2 separate regions of the Homo sapiens genome follow, and region 2 is linked to region 1. A link is a loop called in an ENCODE intact Hi-C map of the cell type or tissue named here. Cell type or tissue: heart right ventricle. All regions are shown on one strand. Each heading gives the region's core, and the rest is flanking DNA. Links, peaks and the distances in the headings are about the cores only.

What was found. A loop is a pair of places that touch in the nucleus more often than their neighbours do. Peaks named below come from ENCODE experiments on the same cell type or tissue, not always from the same donor. Only the 100,000 strongest peaks of a DNase experiment are listed, where the experiment ranks them.
Region 2: it touches region 1 in a loop (4-fold over the local background); 9 of 110 quality-filtered maps call a loop at or near these places.

The regions. Positions count from the first base shown.
Region 1 is chr13:39,411,671-39,419,670 of GRCh38, reverse strand. All of the region lies in intron 2 of LHFPL6 (LHFPL tetraspan subfamily member 6), which reads left to right. Among named protein-coding and RNA genes, the nearest start is that of LHFPL6, 190 kb to the left of the region's middle. RefSeq lists an enhancer at 1,686-2,628. In heart right ventricle, for the core only: CTCF peaks have their summits at 2,366 and 4,066 (motif pointing left); DNase peaks (open chromatin) are centred at 1,901, 2,332, 4,050 and 4,440; H3K4me3 peaks cover 2,021 bases; H3K27ac peaks cover 7,764 bases.
Region 2 is chr13:39,040,585-39,057,188 of GRCh38, reverse strand. NHLRC3 (NHL repeat containing 3) reads right to left here. Exons shown (of 7, transcript NM_001012754.4): 4 at 14,884-15,084; 5 at 13,008-13,099; 6 at 10,037-10,149; 7 at 7,080-9,515. The coding sequence ends at 9,263. It overlaps LOC105370169 (a long non-coding RNA gene), which reads right to left and starts at 4,117. Exons shown (of 5, transcript NR_187783.1): 1 at 3,861-4,117. In heart right ventricle, for the core only: no CTCF peak of the experiment used is centred there; no DNase peak of the experiment used is centred there.

The DNA.
Region 1 (8,000 bases), core at 1-8,000:
CATTTCTGAAATGATTAAAACCTTTAAAAAAATAAGATTTAGAAAGAATCATGAACTTAAACTACTTTGCTCAATTAGGAATATTACAACTTTAGTAAAAGCTAAAACATTTTGATTCATTTCAGAAGACTAATTCAACTCTTATTTCACATATAATGAATGAGACATTTATTGGTTATAAAGCTTTTCACTTTTTGTTTCCTTACTTATCCAGAGAAGAGGATGGGAATACCAAATATGTTTTGAAACCATTTCATCCAAAGCTGGCTGGAAATGTTTCTCTTTTTCTTTGTTCAATGATAGGTAAAACACTGTAACTTTAGAGCACTGTGATCACATTAGTGACATCAGCTTAAACTTAGGGACTAGGGAGAGATGAAGGAATTGTAGTTGTATTTCACAAGAAGTCCAGAGTAGAGAAACAACTCATTATTTGCCATTTTTTTCACATCTAAAAGTGTTCTCTTTCATAAGCAAGATTGGGGTCAGGACAAAAGGGAGTGCAGCCTGTTCTGGGTTTTGTTGAAGCTGTCTCCAGAAGCTAAGTAGATGGACTGGTACAGCCCACATTTGAAATGTAGACTGATTCACCTACTTACTAATTGGGAAGCTAAATCCATGCCCTAACCATTTCTTAAAAAATAAATATTATAAAATAAAATAAGGAAAACATTACTGAAACGTTTAAGGAAGGTGAATCTGTGGAATCTGTATTCTGATCATTGGGCAGCAATATTTGTGTATCACTAAACATTACACCCATTTCCCACCTTTATCTCCCAGGCAGCTCAGGATGAATGGGATTCTTTACATGCTGTAAAGTCGGCAAGGCTGTTTGGTCACAGCAGAAATTTCATGTTAATGCCAAAGATTACTAGAGTAGAAGATAGGAAAGGCAAAGCTGTTTAATTTTGTCAAAGATAAGACAATATTGTGAGGTTTCTGTGACTGAATCAGATATTGTATTTTATAAATGAAGAAAATGCACAACCGCTATTGGGAGCTTCAAGGAATTCTGCTTTAATGAGGGGCCTTGCCGATCTTTATCATTTAAAGTGGATGATAATCTTTAGGGGCTGCACACATTCAAGCTGACATTCTCTTCCACCCTACTTTTAATATGCAGCTTTTACTTCCCCCAGACGCTACTTGCATTGTTAGGAGATTTCTGGATAAAATGTACATAAGTCTGTTAAAAATAAGGGAGTAAGAGAAAAGTTAGACATGGCCAATTCCTTTTACTCAGATTTTAGTTATATGGCATTCTGGAAAAAAAAAAAAAAAAAAAGACCAAAAAAACTTTACCCTTTAAAAAAAAATCTTATTTTAGGAATCAGAGCATACTTCTAGGCAATCATTTCATTTTGAATCTATTATATTCCATTTGTTCTTTAAGTTCATTGAATATTTAAAAATCCCTGCAGCATTTTTTTCAAATCCCATGTAAAGAATTAGCAGCTAATTTGGCATACTACAGTATTCATAAGATAAAATATGTAAGTAAGATTGACCAGGACTTACTTGTTTATTTCATGCATTCATTTATTTTACCAGGACAGGGTGGGAGTGGGATGGTGGAGTGGGAAGAGTAGATGTGGGGTTTGTTTGGTTTTGTTTTAATTTGGGCTTATCTTAGAAGATGTGAAATGCCTTGTTTTGATGCAGATCTGTCTGTGGATTGGGTGCTAGGACACAAGACTAACACTCTTTCTCTCCCCACATAATGCTCTAAATCTTGCAACAATACTGACTCAATGACTTCAAATCCCATGCTCCTTTCTTCCTTTCTTTCGCTTTCTAAACATGTTTGTGTTATGAATCATACTCAGACACAGGGCCCATTTGATGGCTGGGGCTGGGTCTCCTTGTCACCACCCCAGTCAATTGGAATGCAGCCCACAAAGTCGCCCCTGCCCCGGCCCAGGAGCTCCGCCTGGCTGGGTGAGTTCATTGATGTGCTGAATATCACAAAGACTTAATTCTGTGCTGAAAGGTTAAAAAGAAGCGGGGAGGGGAAAGAAGAGAGGAATAAAGATGAGGTCCGTGGAGAATGGTTAATTCAGCTAATGAATTTTTGCAGAATGGCTAACAAGGAAGAATTTTGCTTAAGGAAAATTGGTCCTTGATGTGACTCCTTCCCTCCGTCTCTTTTGCCTTTTGAGCGGGTGGAAAGTTAGAGGAGCTGTTAGTTAAATGACAGAGGGAAATAGAAAGATGTATTTTCAAAAGGCAAAACAAAAACTACCACTTTGGCTTCCAATTCATGCTTTGAGGAATGTCAGCTTCTCACAGCGTTGCTCCGGCCGCCCCTGCCCCATTTAATATTATGCAGCTGGTGTGACCTAATTTAGCCTCTGGGGGCACCCAAGTCAGAGCAGTTGAGGGCTTCACACAGATTCTTCTGCAACATGTCTGTTAACCAACAGTGCCTTTGGGAAAAAGCTTGGGTAGTTAGTCTTTTTGGTAGAGTCCAGTCCTGTCCTGTTTCAAGAGGGATATGAATAAGGCAGGATGATTCCAAAGAAGAGAAAAGACACTGGACACTGGTAAGAAGTGTAATAAAAGCAACTTGGCCTATCCCACCTTTGTTTCTTCCTGGAGTTAAGAGGAGTCTCCCTACACCTTCGGGCTCTTCTAAACTTGGAATAACCTAAATGTATCGGCAGGCTAGAAGAAATCTGCAGATGACATTTTAAAACAAAAACATGTTCATGTTTAAGAAGAAAACCCTTATGTGATTGTACAAGATGTATTCATTATTCAAGTACCTGTGACAAATGTTCATATGCCTATGGTAGACAAGAAGATAAAAATAGGTGCTGGGACTAGCAGAACTCAGGTTTTAACAACTTTAGGAGGAAAATTTGATTTGCATGCCATTTACAAATTTTTTCTACCACCTCTGACATCAGAATTATAAATGTTTAAAAAACTGCACAATGACTTTATAACTTTCCTGTATTTGATTTATGTTCACACAAACTGTAAAAGAGAGAAAGCTAGCACTTTCTCTTTTCTCTTGCAATTACATACTGCATTCACACATTAAGTACATGAAACTGATACCACTGTTCTCCAGCTGCAGACTTTTGACTTTATTGCCCAAATATTCAGAGGTTGTATGGAAAAGGAGCTCAAGGTAGGGGAAGGGAAAAGGCATTTTATTCTCTACCTTTTTGTCCTTTAAACTGTATGATCAAAAGTATCATTGTGTGGCACCACAGTTGGGGAAAACATAGAGTAAATGAACTGGAGAATGAATTGGCCTAATATAATGGAGTTTCATGCCTCCTCTTTTTTTTTTTTAACATATTAAGGTTCATTCATTCAACAAACATGTGCTAAGCATCTGTAATATGTCTGGCATTGTTCTCAACCCTTGGGATACATTAATGAACAAAACAGATAAACATATCAGCCCTCCTTGGGTTTATATTCTAGGGCTTGATCATTGAGTCAATAGAACCTGATTCAAATTGTTCAGATTATTTTTCCCCACATAGTCTTACTACTCTTACTCTCATCAAAGACGTCAGTTCATATTAATTTTCTTTACCATTTCTGTTGCAATTTACATTTGCTCAGTACTCTAACTTCAGTCGTTACCCAAGGAGACTGCATAATCTCATTTCTTGGACATTTCTTCATTTCACATCCATTCTGTCATTATACACTTGCTATGGACAGAGAATCTAGGGGTGATGTCTGAAGGACCTTTCTAGTCCTGATTCTGCAAATATCTAAGCATCAAATGTCTACTCAAGGTAGGTAAGTATTGTTTTCTTTCTTTCTTCGTAATGTATTGAACAAAGTTCAAGGAGGCAAACTGGCTGCAAATGAGAAAGGCTTGAAAAGTGTCAAGGTTTAGACTTCTCACTTTGAATTCAGCACTGAGACTATGAAGCTTTGCTGCTTGTTGTATTTATTCTCCCATTCATTTATGCATTTATTAATCCTTCATCCAGTACACCTTCGGTTACTGCAAAACTATGAGCCAGACACTGCCCCAGCTGCCAAGGGGAGCAAAGATATGCCAGAAAGCCACTGCCCCCTGGAGTTCAGTCTGGTGGGGCACCGGGATGCTTCTTTGCAAGCACAGTTCTTAATTTCAATTCATGAAGGACTTAAGTGTTTCTTCAGCTTGCTTTTGTTTTTTGTTTTTTTTTTTTTCAGTATTTTTATGGCAAGCTGTCTTTGCCAGCAGAGGAATACACTATTAACATGTTGAACACAGACCTGAGTTCTTCCACATGTGCGTATGCATACACATGCATGTGCATACACATGCACAAAAATTTGTTTTTCCTCAACTTTGCTGAACTACTTTTCCTTCAGTTATCGGCTGAGGCAATATAGTAGTATGCAAGCTTTTCAGAAATCCAACGGGATTCATGCCCAGCTGAGTTATTTCACTCTGCGTTCTGTGTCAGTTCCTGGAAATTAACAATAGAGCATTTCACTTTGGTCTTTGATCCCACCAGCTCAGTCATGGTATTTTTCCAGATGTTTCCGTCTTAGGTTGCTATTACAAAAAAGCACAGCACAAGTTAAACTAGGACAAGTTGGCCTGTCCTGGGGTCTGAGGAATGTGTTTTCCACCAAATAAACTGGTCATGTGCCACAGACGGGTTAGAAAGGGAAACTCAGACTTTATAATCAGAGTGATCCTTTTCATTGTGTGTTTAGGAAAAAGTACCATGTCCACCCCCAGTAATTTGACTCAAGACCCTGTAGCTTCTCAAAGACATTGATTTGGCCTGGTTCTAGTAAAAATGATTTGTGTTTTGAAATAAGTTACCATGCTATTTTCTCTCAGGTTAATTTACCCTAGCCTGTATAATACTCTTAGGGGTCTAAATGCCAACAGGCATAGGAAAAAACCTCAGTTGCCAGTAATTATATCATTTAGGTGGTTGGGCAGAGATAAGACAAATAATTGGTGTTATCATGCCTTCTATCCAAGTTTTGTAAGCAAGAATTTCATAGCATGTTTTAACACAAATGGCAAAAAAAATAAGCCCACAGCAGCTTGAAGCATTATATGTGAAATTTACTAAACTAGAAATAAGAAGAAGAAGTGAAAACAGTACCCCAAGAAAGTCCCAGAAGACTGATAACACCAAATGCAGGGGCCCTTGCTCTACCTCAACTCCAGCCCAAATCCACCATGAAGACTCCCTCAGTTGTCCTGAAACACATGCCCTGAAGCATAATGTGGTATTATAAAATAAATTTCCTGAAAAATGACAAGATAAGCTTCTAATGAACTGTGGCTAAAATCTGATACTGGAAAGAGGAAGATGGAAGATGGAATTAGGAAGATGTTGTGTGAATGTTGACACATATTCTCACAGCTAATGCTTATTTTATTAAGCATTTCTCATTTGGTTTGTGCTACTACTAACTCATAACATTATTTATTGAGCTTGATTTCCAAATAGGTAATATCTTTCTAAATGCTTTTATACCCTGTGATCTGGCAATTTCACCCCTCCATATAGTCCATACAAAAATGTATAGATATGTGAATGAAACGGCATATGAGAATGTTCCCAGAATTATTTTTTTGAGCAATCAAACACTGGAAATTGTCCAAATGCCTATGAACAGTAGAGTGGATAAATTGTGGTATATTCACATAATGAAATGCTATGCAGCAATGAAAATAAACCAATTCTAATTATACTCATCACTATGGATGAGTCTCGTAAACATAAATTTGAGTCAAAGAAGCCATAGCAAAAGAGTCCATAATTTATGATTCCATTTATTTAAGTACAAAGAGAGGCAAAACCAATCTATTTTGTCAGGAGGTAGGATAACCCTTGGGAAGGGGTGGTGATTAAAAAGGAATAGAAGGAAGGCTACTGGGGTGCTGGTTGATTCTTTTTAATGTTTGTAAAGTTTACATGGTGTCTTCAGCTTATGAAAATTCCTTGAGCTCTGACCTTATATGTACACTTGTCAATATGCATGTTAGAGTTTAATACACTTGTGCAAATGCAAACATATGTTCACTTATTAAAGACAGCAACACAACAGAAAAATTCATTTAAAACTTACTTAAAGAAAAAAAAAAAAAAAACTAGTCGGTTGTGATGACACACGCCTGTAGTCCCAGATACACAGGAGGTTGAGGCAGGAGGATCTCTTGAGCAGAGAGGTTGAGGCCAGCCTGGGCAACATAGTGAGACCCACCCCCCCTACCCCCAATTCCTAAAAAAAAAAAAAAAAAATCCTGAGTAGTTTCGGGTTTGACATTTAAATAAGAACATAATTTACGAATATTTTAATCTTATTTTCCTACTTTAAAGATTAGGATATTTTCCTGAGTACATATCAATGTGGATACATTTCATAGTTATTATTTGACCACAGGCTCTGAAGAATTGGCATAAAATATTGCATAATACAAGTATGTTAAATTGGATTAAAATGAATAACAAATGCTATTTTTCCTTCGTTAAATATTCCAGATTTCTTTGATTAGATATCATCTCTCCCTCTTTTGAAAGTCCACAATATGTTGTATTTCACTTAGCGATGCATATATTGTACTACTTTGTATTATGTCTAATTTTATAAACTCCTTGGGGTAGAGTTAGGGCTCGTTCATCTTTGAATCTACTGTGATATCTGCAGAAGGCAGGTGTAATATAGTGAAGATGTTAAGAGAGTGCCTACTGGTGCTAGACATGGGTTCAGGTTCCCTTGCTGCCATTTACAATTTTTTTCTTTTTTTTTTTTTGAGACGGGAGTATTGCTCTGTTGACCAGGCTGGAGTGCAATGGTGCAATCTCGGCTCACTGCAACCTCCGCCTCCCGGGTTCGAGCAGTTCTCTGCCTCAGCCTCCCGAGTAGCTGGGATTACAGGAGCCCGCCACCACACCTGGCTAATTTTTTAATTTTTAGTAGGGACAGGGTTTCACAATCTTGGCCAGGCTGGTCTTGAATTCCTGACCTCGTGATCCACCCGCCTTGGCCTCCCAAAGTGCTGGGATTACAGGCGTGAGCCACTGCACCTGGCCTACAATTTGTATAAATTTGGGGAAGTAGTCTCTCTGTACTTCAGTTTCTTCTTTATAAAATGGGAACAATTGTGGCATCTGCCTCTTAATGTTGTGAAATTAATCAATCGCCAGAAAGCTCTGAGGACAGTTCCCAAAACATAGTTAGTTCTCAAGAATTGCTAGCTGCTATTTTTAGGCATGGTAGTATAATTAAGATTCCTGCTGTGATTCCTGAATGAGAAAAAGAAAAGAAAAAAATTAGAAAGACTTAGAAGTAGTGGTCAGTCAAAAGTCATATGTAAAAATCTAAAATTGCTTGGTAAAATTTCTGTCTGCTAATTCCCCAATACAATTTTTTTCTCAAATGTTCTTCAAATAAAGTGCACTGATCATTTATAGTTGAATATTTTCAAAGTGTTCTAAATCAGTCTGGTCATAAACAATTACTAGATTATTTCTTGTAAGTATCGATAGTCTCCTGATTCAGTTAGGTAGGTGGGACCATGGTAATAAATAGACCTAAAAATGTATAACGGTTGAAACACGGTAAAAGTTTATTTCTAGCTCACATTACAGCCCAAGTAGATATTACCAGTCAGCTTCCATATGATGATTCAAGAATCCAGGTTCTATTGATAGGTATACCATCCCCTAAGTCTCTTCTAATACTTATGTCCCACAGAAGTGAAAGAGAGTATGGGAAGCTGTATCCATCTACTTCTTAAAAGCCATGATGAGAAACAGCACACATCACTTACTCCCATATTCCTTAGCTAGATTTCACTTAATGGCCACATCCCACTGAAGAGACACTGGGAAATACAGTTTAAGTATGTGCCTCAGAAGGAGAAATTGAATTTTGTAAATAGCTGGCAGTGCTTGTCATTATTTAGAGGTAGGCAAGGGCTATAGTTCTACTTCCCGACAATTCCATTGCAAATACAGAAGCATACTCATAACATTCCCACACAGATATGTCATAGCAATCAG
Region 2 (16,604 bases), core at 8,365-16,364, 370 kb after region 1:
GACCTCAAACCATAACATTTCTTGAGGAAAACCTAGGAAATACCCTTCTCAATACTGGCCTTGACAAAGAATTTACAGTTGTCTTCATAAACAATTGCAACAAAAACAAAAATTGACAAGTAGGACCTAATTAAACTAAAGAGCTTTTGCAAAGCAAAAGAAACTATCAACAGAGTAAACAGACAACCTACAGAATGGGAGAAAACACTCAAACTATGCACCTGAAAATAGCCTAATGTCCACAATCTATAAGGAACTAAATCAATAAGCAAAAAACAAATAGCCCTGTTAAAAAGTGGGCAAAGGATATGAACAGACACTTCTCAAAAGAAGACATACAAGTGGCCAACAAACAAATGGAAAAATGCTCATCATCACTAATCATTAGATAAATGCAAATCAATCTCACACACGTCAGAATAGCTTTTGTTAAACCGTCAAAAATAACAAATGCTGGTGGGGTTGCAGAGAAAAGGGAACACTAATACACTGTTGGTGGGAATATATTAGTTCATCCACTGTGGAGAGCAGTTGGAAGACTTCTTTTTTGTTTTGTTTTGTTTTTTTAGACAGAGTCTCGCTCTGTTGCCAGGCTGGAGTGCATCGGCGCGGTCTTGGCTCACTGCAACCTCCGACTCCCTAGTTCAAGTGATTCTCCTGCCTCAGCCTCCCAAGTAGCTGGGATTACAGGAATGCACCACCACGCCTAGCTAATTTTTTTTTTTTTTGTATGGAAGACTTCTTATGGAACTAAGAGCTGAACTAGCATTTGACCCAGCAATCCTATTACTGGGTATATAACCTAAGAAAAATAAATCATTCTACCAAAAAGGCACATGCATCCATGTTCACTGCAGCACTATTCACAATAGCAAAGACATGGGATCAACCTAGATACCCTTCAATGTTGGACTGGATAAAGAAAACATGGTACACATACACCAAGGAATACTATGCAGCCATAAAAAAGAGTGAAGTCATGCTGTTTGCAGCAATATGGATGCAGCTTGAGGCCAGTATCCTAAGTGAGAGAATACAGAAAGAGAAAACCAAATACCACATGTTCTCACAAGTCGGAGCTAAACAATGGGTACACACAGACATAAAGATGGGAACAACAGACACTGAAGAATATAAGAGGGAGGGGGTTGGGAGAGGGAGAGGGCTGAAAAAGTACATATTAGGTATTACCCTTACATCCTGGATGACAGGTTCAATTATACTCCAAACATTAGCATCATGCAATATACCTTTGTAACAAATCTGTATATGTAGCCCCCCAGAATCTAAAAGTTGAAAATATATATAAACAAGTAAAATAAAAGGCATGATTTTGATACATAATTGCACTAATCTATTTAATAATATAGTCCATTAAAAATCACTTTTATTGCTATTGTTGATAACCAAAGTTTCTTCTGATATCTATAATTTGTGGAAGACTATGGAAACTTTTCAAGTTGAGCCAAAAAAAAAAAGAAAAGAAAAAACAAGAGCTTGTTTTTTCCAAAGAATGGATAAGATTTCATTAAATGAGAATTATTTATATTTCCTTCTTTGCCACAGCTACAAGAAAACTCCAAATTAACTTAATATTTTATTGCTGTAACTATTACTAATCCAGGTTTCCAATAAATGTACTTTCTATAAAATGTTTGTTTGACATTACTTTTTCTATTTTAATGTATTCTTTTATTGTAAGGAAACTCAATTTCCTTTTGGAGATGGAAGAAACATAATTAGTAAATTGTATAAATAGAACTCTACTGCCCTTTGTGTTTCAAGAATAGAAGTTCCAAGCAAGACATCATGATTAAAATGTTTTCCAATAACATAAGAAAAATAATCTGTAACATTCATTACATCAACATATTGTCTACATCAATGTCAAAAGCCAGTTAATAAAATTAAGTATTCTTAATAAAACTCTAAGAGACAAAGAACTGAAATATGAAAATTACCAAAACTTAATAGCAAATATCGTATTATTAATAATTGGTGTAGTGCAAACATTTCCATTAAAATCAGAAATAAGATAAGGATATCCCCCTATCATTCAACATTGTTTTAAATAGTGTAGCTAATGTAATAAAATTTTGAAAATCAAACAAGCAATACAAATATTGAAAGATGTATAGTTTTTTTCAGTGCTCCACCCACAAAATCCAAATGTCCATAATAGCTAATTAAAATAATTAAGGTTAATTGTTAAATTAACTCATTAAATTATTAAATTAAATTAATTAAGGTTAATATATTATATATAAAACAAATTGATTCCTTTTCTCTATACCTCCAATAACTAAATAGAAATGGGGAAAAATCCTACTCTAGTATCGGTAATAAATGCATGGAATAAATTTGATACAGGAATCTAAATTTGTCACGAGAAAAAGGCACAGCATCTATTTTTTTAAAAAAACTTGTAAAATCTTAAAGGACATAAGACATTGGAATGACATATTCCTGGATACAGAATCTTAAAACAATAAAAATATCCATCTTTCTCAAATTAATGCAGTTTAACTCAGTATTACATTTCTTAGGAATGCTTTCACCTGCAAGAAAACATTCAACTAACAGTGGCTTTAGTCACATTTAATTATCTCCCATAAAAAGAAGTCTGGAGAAAGGAAATACAAGGACAATGTAGTGGTTCCCTAACATGCTAAAAACCCAGGCTCCTATCTTTCTGCCTTAAGATTGCTGCTTTGTGGCTTCATGGTTCTGAGACGGCTACTGCAACTTCAGGCATCACTTCCAAGTTCAAGGCAGGGAAGAAATGGATAAAGGAGTGATGCTGCTATTTTTTAAAATCAAAAAAGCAAATGCTTTTCTAGAAGTCTACCAGTAGACTTCCAATTATGGTCAGAGCCACGTCACAGAGCTACCTCTAGTTGCTAGCAGGCTGAGGAAGTGAGCACCCAGCTCTTCCAGTCGTTACAGTAGTGGAAGGAAAGGCAGAAGAACACTGAAAATGGGTATTTGCTTAACCAACTAAGTGTTAATGTATACCATAAATGTTAACCAAAATCCCATTTTTCCTCTCAATTTCCTCTGTCTCTCCAACTAGAATATAAATTGCAGAAGGTGGGAGTCTTTACCTTGATCATAAATTACTTGTTGGATAAACAGCATTAATGCCAACTAAAAATAGCCATGTTTTTTAAAATGGCATTTCTAAATGATAGATGCTTTAGTATATTACAGCCTTACCTTTAATTTTCAATACTGTGACTAAACACAGAATTATATAATAGGGAAGTTCATGTGGTCTCACCATTCTCCCAAACCCTGCCCAAAGGTGGTAGCATGACTGCCATTGTCTGATTGAAACACCACACGTGAATCTCTTAAGGTTTGTTGAGTGCTTATTGCATGTCAGAGACAGGGCTTAATGCTTTACATGCATGATCTTATTTGTATTCACAATAATTCCATAAGGAAAATACTAGTATTCCCATTTCACAAATGAGCAAAAAAATGAGGCATAGCTCAAAACAATACAAATTAGTTGCAGGGCGTGGATTAGAACGTAGGTCAACCTAACTCTGGATTCCAAGCTGTGAAACACCAAGCTTTACCACATCCACTGCTACAGCCCATTCCACTGCTAGAGGAGGGTTCTTTTATTGGGCTGATCCAATGGACCACTCTATTATTTGTACTCATTGTCTTAGTTCTGGAGGAAAGTGCAGAATTCTATTCACTCTACTACATGATCACCCTCTGAGACTTCAGAATTATTTCCAAACACTGTTATTTTGGTTACCTGCTTGTATTAGTCAGGGTTGTCTACAGAGACAGGATGAATAGGATAGATGGATATATGAAAGGGAGTTTAAGGAGTACTGACTCACATGATCCACAAGGTAAAGTCCCATAACAGGCCACCTGCAAGCTGCGGAGCAAGAAAGCCAGTCCGAGTTCCAAAACCTCAAAAGTAGGGAAGCTGAAAGTGCAGCCTTCAGTCTGTGGCAGAAGGTCTGAGAGCCCCTGGCAAACCACTGGTGTAAGTCCAAACGTCCAAAAGCTAAAGAACTTGCAGTCCAATGTTCAAGGGCAGGAAGCATCCAGCATGGGAGAAAGATGAAGACCAGAAGACTCAGCCAGTCTCATCCTTCCACGTTCCTCTGCTTGCTTTTATTCTAGCCACGCTGGCAGCTGATTAGATGGTGCCCACTCAGATTGAGGGTGGGGCTGCCTCTCACAGTCCATTGATTCAAATGTTAATCTCCTTCGGCAACCCTCTCACAGACACACCCAGGAACAATACTTTGCATCCTTCAATCCAACCAAGCTGACACTCAATATTAACCATCACACTGCTTTTGGGTTAAACAGTTTATAGGATGCCCCCTTAAAATGTAGTAGCCAAAGGAAACAACACCACGGAGCTATTTACTAGATATATAGACTATCTTGTCGATTAAACTGCCATTAAATCTACACTTCAATGTTGTCTAAGATTGCAACATTTTTCTTAACAAGGCTTGTAATATTTTTGGCCAACAAACTTTCCAAAACTTTTTCAAATAATTTGTTGCCAAACCAGGTGTCCTCCGATGAGGACTTAACGTTTAGCCATGTTGTTTCAACTGTCTTGATCCAGTTCTTCTGACCTAGTTGGGCATAATGCCCTTTAGATGCACATTTATATTTACACATATGCACACAGACTGCACAAACGTAACCCCCATACGCTCCACACAAAACTGAATACATTTACCTCAATTAATGTTGATTAAAAACAAACGTACATATAGTTAGTTCCTTCATCCCTTTAGTTAAGTAAAAATAAGTATTTCAGTTCAATACAGGAAGCATCAAAATATTTAAATACTTCTTTATACACACTGTGAAGAAAAATGTTATAAAAACATTTAACTGGTGATTGTGACAATTTGTATATAAATGTCGTATTGTAAAAAAAAATTTCTAACACATATTACAGTAACTAATTCTCACTAGGAACAAATCTGAGAATCTGCACCATGCAACTAAAATTTTCTTCCTTTGATAAAGCGGCTGAAAATTGAGAAGCAAGTTTATAATATCAATTTGTTGTGACTCACGCAAATTAATCTATTAAATTAATTTAAATTAAAATTAATTTATTTAAATGTAACTCATGTAGGACATGCTTGTTTTAATGTTACAGTGAGTTTTTTATTTATGAATTACATAGAAGCAGAATTAAGTCATATTACTTCATTGTTTACAATGGAAAAAATAAGTTTTAAGTAGTGTTATTTTTCATTGCTCAAATTCTATTCAATTCTTATACACCAAAGGAGCATCTACATGTCATTTAGCGTTTAGAGGATTAATTTATAAACTCATGGATTCCAGAGTAGCTGATGAAGAAATGACCTAAGAGTCTTTATAAAAAACTTATTTTTCTTATTTGTAAAGTAGCAACCACAAGGTGAAATTGTTTTTTTTTTTTATACAACAGCAACAACGACAACAAAAAACAACTACTAGGGAGAAAAAAGAATGATTCCCCACTAATACAAATTCATTCTCTATTGTACTAAACTCACACATTCAGATTATAGTTTCACCTTCATTTAAAATAAGTTAATTCACTTCTGGCTGTTAGTCTGAATTACTGAAAAGGTTTAAACTTTTTTTTTAATTGTGGACAAGTCCAATTAACCAGTAAAAAATTTCCAACAATGCTTGGAAAATGTTTCACCCATAAAGCAATTTCCTTAAGATGTAAGCAAGTGGCAGAAAAAAGAAAAACAATGAAAGTATGGTGAACACTGTAGCTTCAATTAAAAAAAAAAACAACCAAAGTATGAAGTTTAGCCCATGTTTGATTTCAAGAAATGCTTATAAGCAGAACGCTACTGACCTCTTGTGTATCAAGAATGTAACATAACACAAGTGCCAAAAATGGTATCTCCTAAAACTACTAAAAGACAAGGTTTAAGTAGCTTGTTTTCCCAACCAGGTAGGGAACTATTAGAGCAGAGGACACTTGACTGAGTGCTTTTATATGTTTGTTGTCTCAAAACTTTTTACTGAATCAATAAAGATGATTATTTTGATTTTTTATTGTTGCTGAAAATATATAGCAGAGAATACAACAAATTAAAGTAATAAATTTAGGACTTTTAAAAACTCTCATTTATTTTGGTAAGCCTAAAAAGCAAAAATTTGAGTTTCCATTTTAATGCTGACTATCCAATCTGTCCTGTTTTCAAATGCAAAAGTGCTTAAAAACAGCAAAGGCAAAACAAAATAGGACTTTATTGCCGTAGCCTTACACTACATTGCTTGAAGCAGTCTTTTAATCTGTTAAGTGACCTAAGAACAAAGTCCTAGCACTTTGGGAGGCGGAGGCGGGCGTATCACGAGGTCAGGAGATCAAGACCATCCTGGCTAACACGGTGAAACCCCATTTCCGCTAAAAATACAAAAAAAAAAAAATTAGCCGGGTGTGGTGACGGGCGCCTGTAGTCCCAGCTACTCGGGAGGCTGAGGCAGGAGAATGGCATGAACCCGGGAGGCGGGGCTTGCAGTGAGCCGAGATGGCGCCACTGCACTCCAGCCTGGTCGACCGAGCGAGCGAGACTCCTGCGCTCCAGCCTGGGCGACCAAGCGAGACTCTGTCTCAAAAAAAAAAAAAAAAAAAAAAATTCGTGGTAAATCTCTGTTCACCATCAGATTTCATCCAAGTTTTCTCTGATCGATAAATATTCCACTTGAAAGACCCAATCTGATGGTACAGGTAGGGAAAGATAGAGCTAAATCTATAGCCTTTGGTTTTCTAATTTAGAACACTTTCTCCCCTCCCCACTCCAAGAATAGACCTAAAAAGTAGAAGTATAAAGATGTTCCACTTTTAATGCAGAAATGTAGACAATTAGCTAGTTATTACTGTCAGTTGTACCCTCCCACCACCTCAAAACAAGCTACATTCTTTAAATGTTCTAAGCAACTTCTAGTCATATTTATGCACATCAGCTTACACGCTATATGTGTGAAAAGTGGGATATTCTTTCAGCATCAACTTGTGATTTCATAATTGCTGAAATTCTTTAAAGGAATAAAAAGTTATAGACTGCTTTTGTGACAATAAAATCAAACTTTAATTGGGGAGCCAGATAATATTGCCTTTTCTTTCCAAAATTTTAATTTATACTTTTTAGTAAAAAACATAACACATTTCTCATTCATTTAACCAATTAATCCAAAGGAAAAAAGTGAAGTACTATAATCACAGGTACACTAACAAACACTTTTACAAAGACATTCAGAAATATTTGCAGCAGGTTTTATAAGACTCTGATATAAAACAAAGTAAAATAAAACGTTTTGAAATGGCAAAATCGGTTTACCTAGCCTGAATTGCTTCAAAGAGGCATTTGCACTTCTTGTCCTGGCTTAATAAAACAAAGTAAAATAAAACATTTTGAAATTTCAAAATCAGTTTAGCCTAAATTGCTTCAAAGAGGCATTTGCACTTCTTGTCCTGGCTTAAAAACAAACCCTGAAATTACTTTCTTTTATCCAAATCAATTGACCATATTAATCTGCATAAAGTCTATGAGGATACGTTTTGATAAATGCTATAAACACAAAATTAAGGCAAATCTGATAGTTATTGTCAAATAAATAGCACATTTAGAAGGGCCTTTGTTAATAAAATGCCTCTAATGTATCCAGAGGTATAGATTTCAAAGGGCAAGTCTGTACCTGTTGCACATCTGATTCTCACAGCATTCATGAAAGAGGAGACAATGATATTCCCATTTCACTGAAAACTAAGGTGACTTGTTTAAGGTCATACAGTCCGATCAGTGGCACCAACACATTTACCAATGGCCTTGGAATACAGAGTACAGGGCTTCCTGTTGGTAGATTTACCTTCCTAACCTCACGGAGATGTGATCCAAGTATCAAAACAAGTGTGAGTCCCTTCAGGTCTGGAAAATACTCCAGCCATAACAGGTGAAGAGGAAAGTCAGCTCAAGATTTGTCATATGCTACACAATTTACAGTAAAACACTGGGAAAAGCAGGAAGCTGATGTGAGGAAGGGTGAAGAATGATTTGAAAGATTACAAAATGGCAAAGTTCCTCCAAAACCTATAATAAGCTAAAACAAACTGGAAAAAAAAAAAAAAAGGTCTTAATTGGGAAGCCAATATTCACACCAAAGGAGGGAGTGGGAGGAGAAGATGTAGGAGGAAAGCAGGAAATTATCATCTTAACAGCTCAAAGGATTTGGCACATATCCATGTTATCTAAATAATCTTGAAATTTCTTTGAGGTAGACAAATGTTAGGAATAAGTTGAGTTCATGTAAAACAAAAGAAAGAAAAAGAAAAAAAAAGAGAAGGAAGCTCTACAATCCTTAGTTATTTGTAAAAACCTCTTTTACTAAAGTGCTTAGATGCCAGCCATTTTATTCCTACATTTAAAGGCTGACTGACATTAAATATCTTATAGGTAATGGACAGAAGCCAAGTTGGGCTTTAAAAAAGGCCTAAAAGCCTATCAAAGTTTACAGTACACTTCTAACTTTTTATACCTTCTTTACTTGGAAATTATTGTTTTCTCCTCCTTGTCCCTTGGTAAGCTCCTCCTCAGTTTTCAAGTCTGAGCTCAAATTCACTTCTCCTGCGAAGTATCCATGATTCCCTCAGTCAAATGCAGCACTCCTACTCCAAAAGTCCCACTATGCTCCAAGGTCGCTTTTGCTGTGTTGTGACTGTTTGCCTGCTTGTCTCCCCACTAGACTGCAAGCTACTCAAAAGGCAATCCTGCTTTTTCATTTTTAAGTCGTCAAGACACAGCACTCTGTGGGTACTCAAATTAATCAATAGTTCATCTTATTTACAATCTCTCAAGCAGCTCATTTTATGTTAGTTGCACAATCTGGAGGTCTGGAGTTCTTCACATGAAATTTAATAAATTATCATGCAAGCTCATTTTTATTCCCATTTTTTTTACCCAGGGAGAATCAGTCTACCAGGGCAAATAATGAGGTTACCACCTTAGTCCCTCTTCCCAACCCCATTTTTTAGTTACTTTCCTTTCATTAAAATATCCTTATGCACTTACAAATAAAACTAAGTCCCAAGAGGGCAACAAAATATAAGATTCTTAATGATACAAAAACAAATCTTTCTGATACTAGATCTTTTATACTAGAAAAATAAATTCTTGTGCTTGAACATCATTTTTAAGCACTTAGTGAATTGAGAATCTGAACTGCCACTTGAAATATTCCCAGGAAAGAAACATTATGAACCAAATGAAGGAACATAGCTATTCAAAGGGACATATTTTTGTACTTGTTTTGCTCCAATTTCTGCTACATAGACTGCTCCAGTCTTTCTGTCGACTTCTAGGAGATGTGGCAAAACTTGATCTGCTAGTTGGATTGTGCTGATCACAGAACACTCCCCAATGCTTCCCACTGGGGGTGCTGCTACGACTGAGAGCCTGCTAAGATTCAGCTGGGCCACAATCAAGTACTTCCCATCAGGAGTAAACCTAAGGAGAAAGACATTTAACATAATAAATGTCTGTGAAAAAACATAAGGGTATTTTTTTTCAACATTTTAATCCCCTACTGTGCCAAACAACAGTAGGCACCTACTTGCTGAATGATTCTTTTAAGAAGAATTTTAATTTGATCTAATTCTGTTTATGAAGGAATAAGATGTCCATGATGGTAAGCAAAGCCAAAGATTAGCTTAAATTTGTTAAAAGTATCAATATCATAGTCCACAAAATGAAATTAATGAAGAATTGATGTTAGGCTGGGTTTGATTTTTGTCCTGTTTAAACATTTACCAAATAAAGGCTAGAGGAGAGGTCTAGCATATGTTATTTCTTGTTTTCACTTTACCTGGCATCTGAAAATCTTGGATATCAAATTTCTCTGTATATTTCTATTTTCCCCTAATTCAAAATTAACAATAAATATTTTAAACTTTCAGCTAGCTATTCAGAGGAAGTGAGACACATACACTAACTAAAACAAGCATTTTGCAATAAAATGAAACAATTACCTGACTGAAGAAGGTCCCTCTTCTGTGAAACAATTATTCCATGCTCCTAACCACTCCCCAGTGTCTTTATCAAATACTTGGATTCTTTTATTTCCTCGGTCAGCAACCCACACCTGAGAAACACACAAAAATGTCAATTGAAAAATATCCATGAGAAGAAAAAAGGGAAAAGAATGTTTATTTTCATTAGTTTCACCATACATTATCTCACTTAAGAGGATTCCAAAGAAGGTAGTTAAGTCCCATTTTCAGATGAGGAAAAACTAAAGTTCAGAAAGGTTGCCGTCTCTGAAGTGAGCTTACAAATGGGAGAGGCACAACCCAAAGCTGTCTTAACCCAAAGCTTATAATACTCTGTCTACTGTTCTAAATGTGTGAATAACTAAAAAGCTGGAGTACTCTACCATAATGCAGGGGATCAGTAGATAATGAAAACTGACAACATTCATTCATTCCTCTAACAAGCATTCATTTTTCAATGAGTACTACTGGCTTGTCAGCTCCTGGGCCAGGCAACATGACAAAGAAAAGCAGCCTTACTTCTCAAGAGCTCAATATAGCAGGATGTGAGGTATTCATTCAGATTGCAGTATCATTAAACCCATACCTGCTATTACCAAGGTATGTACAGAGTGCTGAACCAACTGAAGAAGCCTGAGGTATTTTAGCAACAAATAAAGAACAGTAATAGGTTTAATTTAGGTTTGTTATAGGCTGTAATGGGTTATTAAGGAACTTGTTCTAAGACAAGAAGTGAGATGCATTCTAAATGACATTTCATGGCCACATGCATGCAGCTTAAAGCATAAAGGGAAATGGTTTTTTTTATTTTTTGAGATGGAGTCTCGCTCTGTCACCCAGGCTGGAGTGCAGTGGCGCAGTCTCGGCTCACTGCAAGCTCCGCCTCCCGGGTACACGCCATTCTCCTGCCTCAGCCTCTCCGAGTAGCTGAGACTACAGGCGCCCGCCACCACGCCCGGCTAATTTTTTTGTATTTTTAGTAGAGATGGGGTTTCACCATGGTCTCGATCTCCTGACCTCGTGATCTGCCCACCTTGGCCTCCCAAAGTGCTGGGATTACAAGCGTGAGCCACCGCACCCGGCAGGAAATGGTTTTTGATGACTTGTGGCCAGGGTTGTAGAGAGGTATGAAAGAATGGACTGGGAGTGGGTCAGTCCTCTTTACTTCTACCTCCCTGCTTTTGGTCCTTTGGATTTCTTGGGTTTGTGGATTGAGAGATAATTTCTTCACAGGTAACCCTGATTACAGCTTCATCAATATGTGTGAATTTTGGTAGCCATTGAATTAATCTCCAATCAGAAACAAATCAAAACTCACTACACCATTTAAGAAAGGTTGTTGATGCCAAAGTAAAGCAATTTCTCAAGGTCTTTTCCTGATCTATGGTCCTTTAGTAAGGATAGGTTTTCTTAAAGAGTTTGAGACTAGTATCCCAGACAAATGACCAAGGAAGAAGTATAGTTTACACCCTAGGATGGAATGATACTTTAGATTGTTAGCATCATCTGTCCTGCTCAACACTCAATGAATTTTGATTATGGGAACTCCTGTTTAACACATAACAACAAGTCTGGAACTGACTAACCTTTCATATAGGGTTGTGGTGATGATTAAATGAATTAATTATGTAAAATGCTCAGAACAGAATTGCTATTGTTATAAAACACAATTTTGTATAATTGACACTCTTTATCACTCAGGAATGCCAGAGTACCCCCATCAGATGATTTCCAAGGCCTTTTAGAAGGGCGTTCCTCACCATGATGAATTTACCTGGGTCGAGGTCTCGCATGTTCTGAAATTTGATTTTTTTTCTTAGCACACAATGAGTCACCCAAGCTCAGGAGGATAATGTGCAAAAGTTTAATTCAAAGTTTCCAGTTCCCAATTTATATACAAAGTTCACATGGTTGATTAACGTCTTATGGCAGATCAGAAGATTTAATGATCAAAACATTCTCATTTTTGTCAATCAATTATGATTAGGAAGCCAAGTCATAATTAGAAGTTTGTTTGCTGAGCACTGAATCAGAAGTAGAAATGGATTAAATGCCTAATGGTATGAAGGCAAGTAGCCTAATGTACCCATTGTGTGTCAAGACATTTAGTCATTTAATAAATAAATATGACTACTGTGTACTAGGCACAAAGAAATAAAGCAAAAGAGATTCAGTAAGCACTTTCAACAGCCTGACATCTATTAGGGGAGACAGACAAATGATTATAATATAGCATGATAGTTACTATGATACGAAGTACAGGCTGCTATAGGAAAAGAGCAGGAGAAACTAATATACAAATTTTTTGGTGGCGGTTTCGTTGTGAAAAGGTAACCTCAAAGAAGTGAGATCTATGCTTAGAAATTGAGTAAATGCAAAAGAGATAGTAGTGAGTAGGGTAGAAAAGAGAGAAACTGATTGAAATTTGTTGGCTAAAGCTTTCTGTTCCCTAAACAATGTGGAGTTAGTGAGAACAAGAGTTTGCCTAGGTGACTCTTTTTCAGACTTCCAAGGTTAACCTCTCCCACTCCACTTTAGATCAGCACATTTTTTTCTTGAGAAGTGAAAAGATATTCAAACACTTTTAGTGGAGTTTTCCCAGTAAGAGGGCAACTTTTTCTTTCAGGTAACTTTATGTTCAGATCCATTATTTGTGCCTTCTATCCTTTTAAATGGTACAGGAAATCCATTTTGCTCCTTTCTAAATGTTTGGGGAACCCCCTCACTATAGGACTCAAACACTTGTAAGAAAGTATGTGTGCACACCCAGCCCCAGAGTAATTACCCAGACATACCCACTAACACACATGTATCCACATGCCCAGACACACATGTATACCACAATCTATATATACATGCCCAGACACACACACACACACACACACACACACACACACACACAAACATATTCAGACACAAAGTCCCAGACACAATGACGCTGTATTTGTACCCGACCAGCTGAATCAAGTGTAACACTGTGAGGTATGTTGAACTTAGCAGGCCCTGTCCCATTTTCTCCATGCAGCCAAAGGATCATGAAATCTATAAACGGTAAAAATATATAGTCAGAGCAACATATAGAATGTCTCATGCATTTGCATATTTTATGAAACAGGTTACAAAGAACTATTTAATTACACCGCTGGTTCACTTGACTATGCTTTCTCGGCTTTCCTGTCTATATGCCCATTTGCCCATTTCTTACAGTTTTTTTTTTAAAGTTCCTTCTCTGCTTTAGGGAATTAATCTACTTCTTTAATTATTATCTCCACTTGAATTTTTCATGACTGCTTCAAAATCATTGTTTAGGGTTTATGCCATCCTCTCCCTAAAACTGGTTCCCCTTCCCAACTTATCTGTTACTTGATATTAGTATTCCACAGACCTTAAAAATTCACATTATGATTTTACCGTCTATCTCCTTTATTACGCACTACGGTGGGTTCAACTGTGGTCCTTTAAAAAGATGTCCAAGTCCTAACTCCTGATACCTGGGAATGTGATGCTATTTGGAAATAGTTTTTGCAGATAAAATTAAATTAGGGATCTCATGAGATCATCCTGGATTTAGGGTGGGCCCTAAATCCTTATTAAGAGAAAGAAGGGAAAGACTGGAGGCACAAAAACACACAGAGAAGAAGGGGCCGCCATGTGAATATGGAGACAGACATCAGAGTTTTGCTGCCACAAGCCAAGGAATGCTTGAGCCACCAGAAACTAGAAGCGGCAAGGCAGGACCTTTAGAGTGAGCACAGTCTACCAGATTTCTAACTTCTGGATTCCAAAACTGTGAGAATAAATTTATGTTGTTTAAAGCCACGCAGTTTGTGGCAATTTGTTATGGCAACCACAGGAAACTAATACACTTATATTCAATCTGTCTCCTAGATTTCGTTGTTTCTTTCATTCAATTTTTTGGATTCTTGCTTTATCCTTATTCTACATTTCCCTTTCAACTGTTATCAACCAAATTCAGTTACTAATTGATAAATTGACTACACAGCCTCCAAATGACAGAGCTCACTTGAAGTAGATCCTAAAAGAATGTCTTATAAAACCTGCTGTTGTAACATCACTTTTCTACTAGGAAAACCTCAAAAATGTTATAGGCAAAAACATGGCTTTAATAATCCTCAAATAAGACTTCAGAAACATCCCAAATTGTATTTTCTGCTGCTGAAAAAGTGCATCTTCACCTTCTTTCCTGCTAATAAATGCCTGTAGACCATGCATGATAAACCCTCCATGAATGTTCCATCCATCCTCCCCTCTCCTCCCACCAAAACTAGTTTAGTTCAATAACTACTTCCTTCATGATATCTTGTTCTATTTCTCCAGGCAATTTAGTTTCTCCTCCTAAGTCCATTTTGCTTTAAGAATCAATAGCATAGACTACATTTCATTGTTTCAATACATAATAGATCTGCACCTCCTGATACTAGAGAGGACACAGAAAGGGCACTCAATAAAATGCTTGCTGATTAATCAGCCTGTAGGATACTTGAGTCTGGGATTCTAGGTTTCTAATTTCTACATGCTTAATTAAATAGGATACACACTTATCTCCTGAGCCCACTAGAAATTCTCATACTGTTGCCAGTTACTTTTGGAGGAATCTCCTGGCCTTTGGTGAAGAATAAGTGGGCCTGTTATCAGGATCATTTATTGTGGGCAATCATACCCATCTGTTTTTCAGTTTTCTCGTAGTAATACACTTAGCTCTTTACACACCGCTTCATACACAACACTTAAAACATTATACCAAATATCGAACAAATTAAAATCAATTTATAATATTTTTATAATACCATAAACAAGTAATGTACCTTGGGACAGTTTGATCAATCTGTTATTCAATCCTCCATCTCCATCCACAATGTAAATATCTCCTGTGTCCTCTACATATAATTCTGCTGGGTTATCAAACTGCAAAGGATTCAAACTAGTGCCTTTTTTGCCTGGAGTACCCAAGACTTGAACAAGATCACCAAAAGAACTGTATTTTTTAACAGTATGACCAAAGAATCCTATAAAGATAGATATGTACATCTCACAAATAAAACCACTATACAAACATTCAGATTTTTCAAGTAAGCTAAGAGCAAAAATTTGATAGAAGTAAATAATAACAAATAGGTGATAGGCTTAGGAAATTACATATAATTGACAAGCACTATAGCTTCTTCGTAAATTACAGCCAAATTTGATCACGAATTAAAATCTCCATTAGTCCAAAATAAGCGGATTCTAAATTCAAATAAATAACATCCCCATAATTGACTCATTATACAGGAAACTCAGAATGCTAACAAAGTATTGGTGCACCATTTTCTTTTTTAATCTTATGACCTTGAATAAGCATTGCTTATGAAAGGAAATCAAGAAGAAAATGTAAAGGGAACAACTTATATTTGAAACTGTTATTTCAATCACTCACATACAGACCTTAAATTTCAGTAAGTCAACAAAAACGTTCTCTATGGTACAGATTTTTTTTTTAACTGCATTTTCACCTTGTGGAGACATTCAAAATTCAACCCAACTTTTCTTTGCTAAGAAGAAAATAATCTTTGTAAATCATGAGTATCTTATTTTCTCACGTTAAAATTTCTTTAAGTTAAAATTATCTTACAAGCAAGAGCATAAAGCAGACTACTAATAAGGGAATATCATAAAGCAGTGAACAGAAATCAATTTGAAGGTACATATGCCAAATTAATTGATAGGTATTCAAAAGACAAACTGGATACATTGAGCTTACCAGAAAGAAAGTGAATCAGCTTGCATTACAATTCTATGTTAAATAATTTATTTACTATTACACTTTTAGACAGTTGAGCTAAAGTTCATAGCAATAAAAAACACATAAGCCTCCAAGTTTCTAAAAACTAGCAAAAAAGACTACCAATAAAAAATTTTCTCAAAAAAAAAAGGCTAATTTGTAGCCATATTTTTCATTAGAGGAAATTTATTCCTTTGGGAAATGGGAATATAAAACTGTCTTCAGATCTCTGGGTAGAAAATTAGCTGTAATGGAAAAAATGAAGAGATCGTCTGTGCTCTTTTTATTTCTGGGAATCAAGGAAGTCTTATTTTTAAAAATCACATGAATAAAATGAACTCAAAGAAATGGTCTTTAACAGTGGATCTTCAGGAAAAAAGTGAAAATAGACTCTCATTATAGTATTAACAATTCACTCAGTGATAATCTATAGACTTTTTTTGGTTGAACCAGATTCATACTATGTAAAACACAGCATGAAATAAATGGGCCATCAGCTGAGGCCCAGAAATCTTATGGGTTCTGAGAACAGCTGTGATAATGGCACTACTTACAGAAACTGAGAACTCATTATCTCTAAAAAATGGTATCTGAATCAGCCAGGACTGTAGAACCAGGATGTCTCTCAATTCAAGAACATAACTGGGCCAAGGAATACTAGAAATAATGTCTTTATAATCCCATTTCTTCCTGAATTCCTAGGGTAATGCCAGGATATCTCAGGTATTGCCTTGTCTTAAGCTACAGCCACAGGTGAATTGTTTC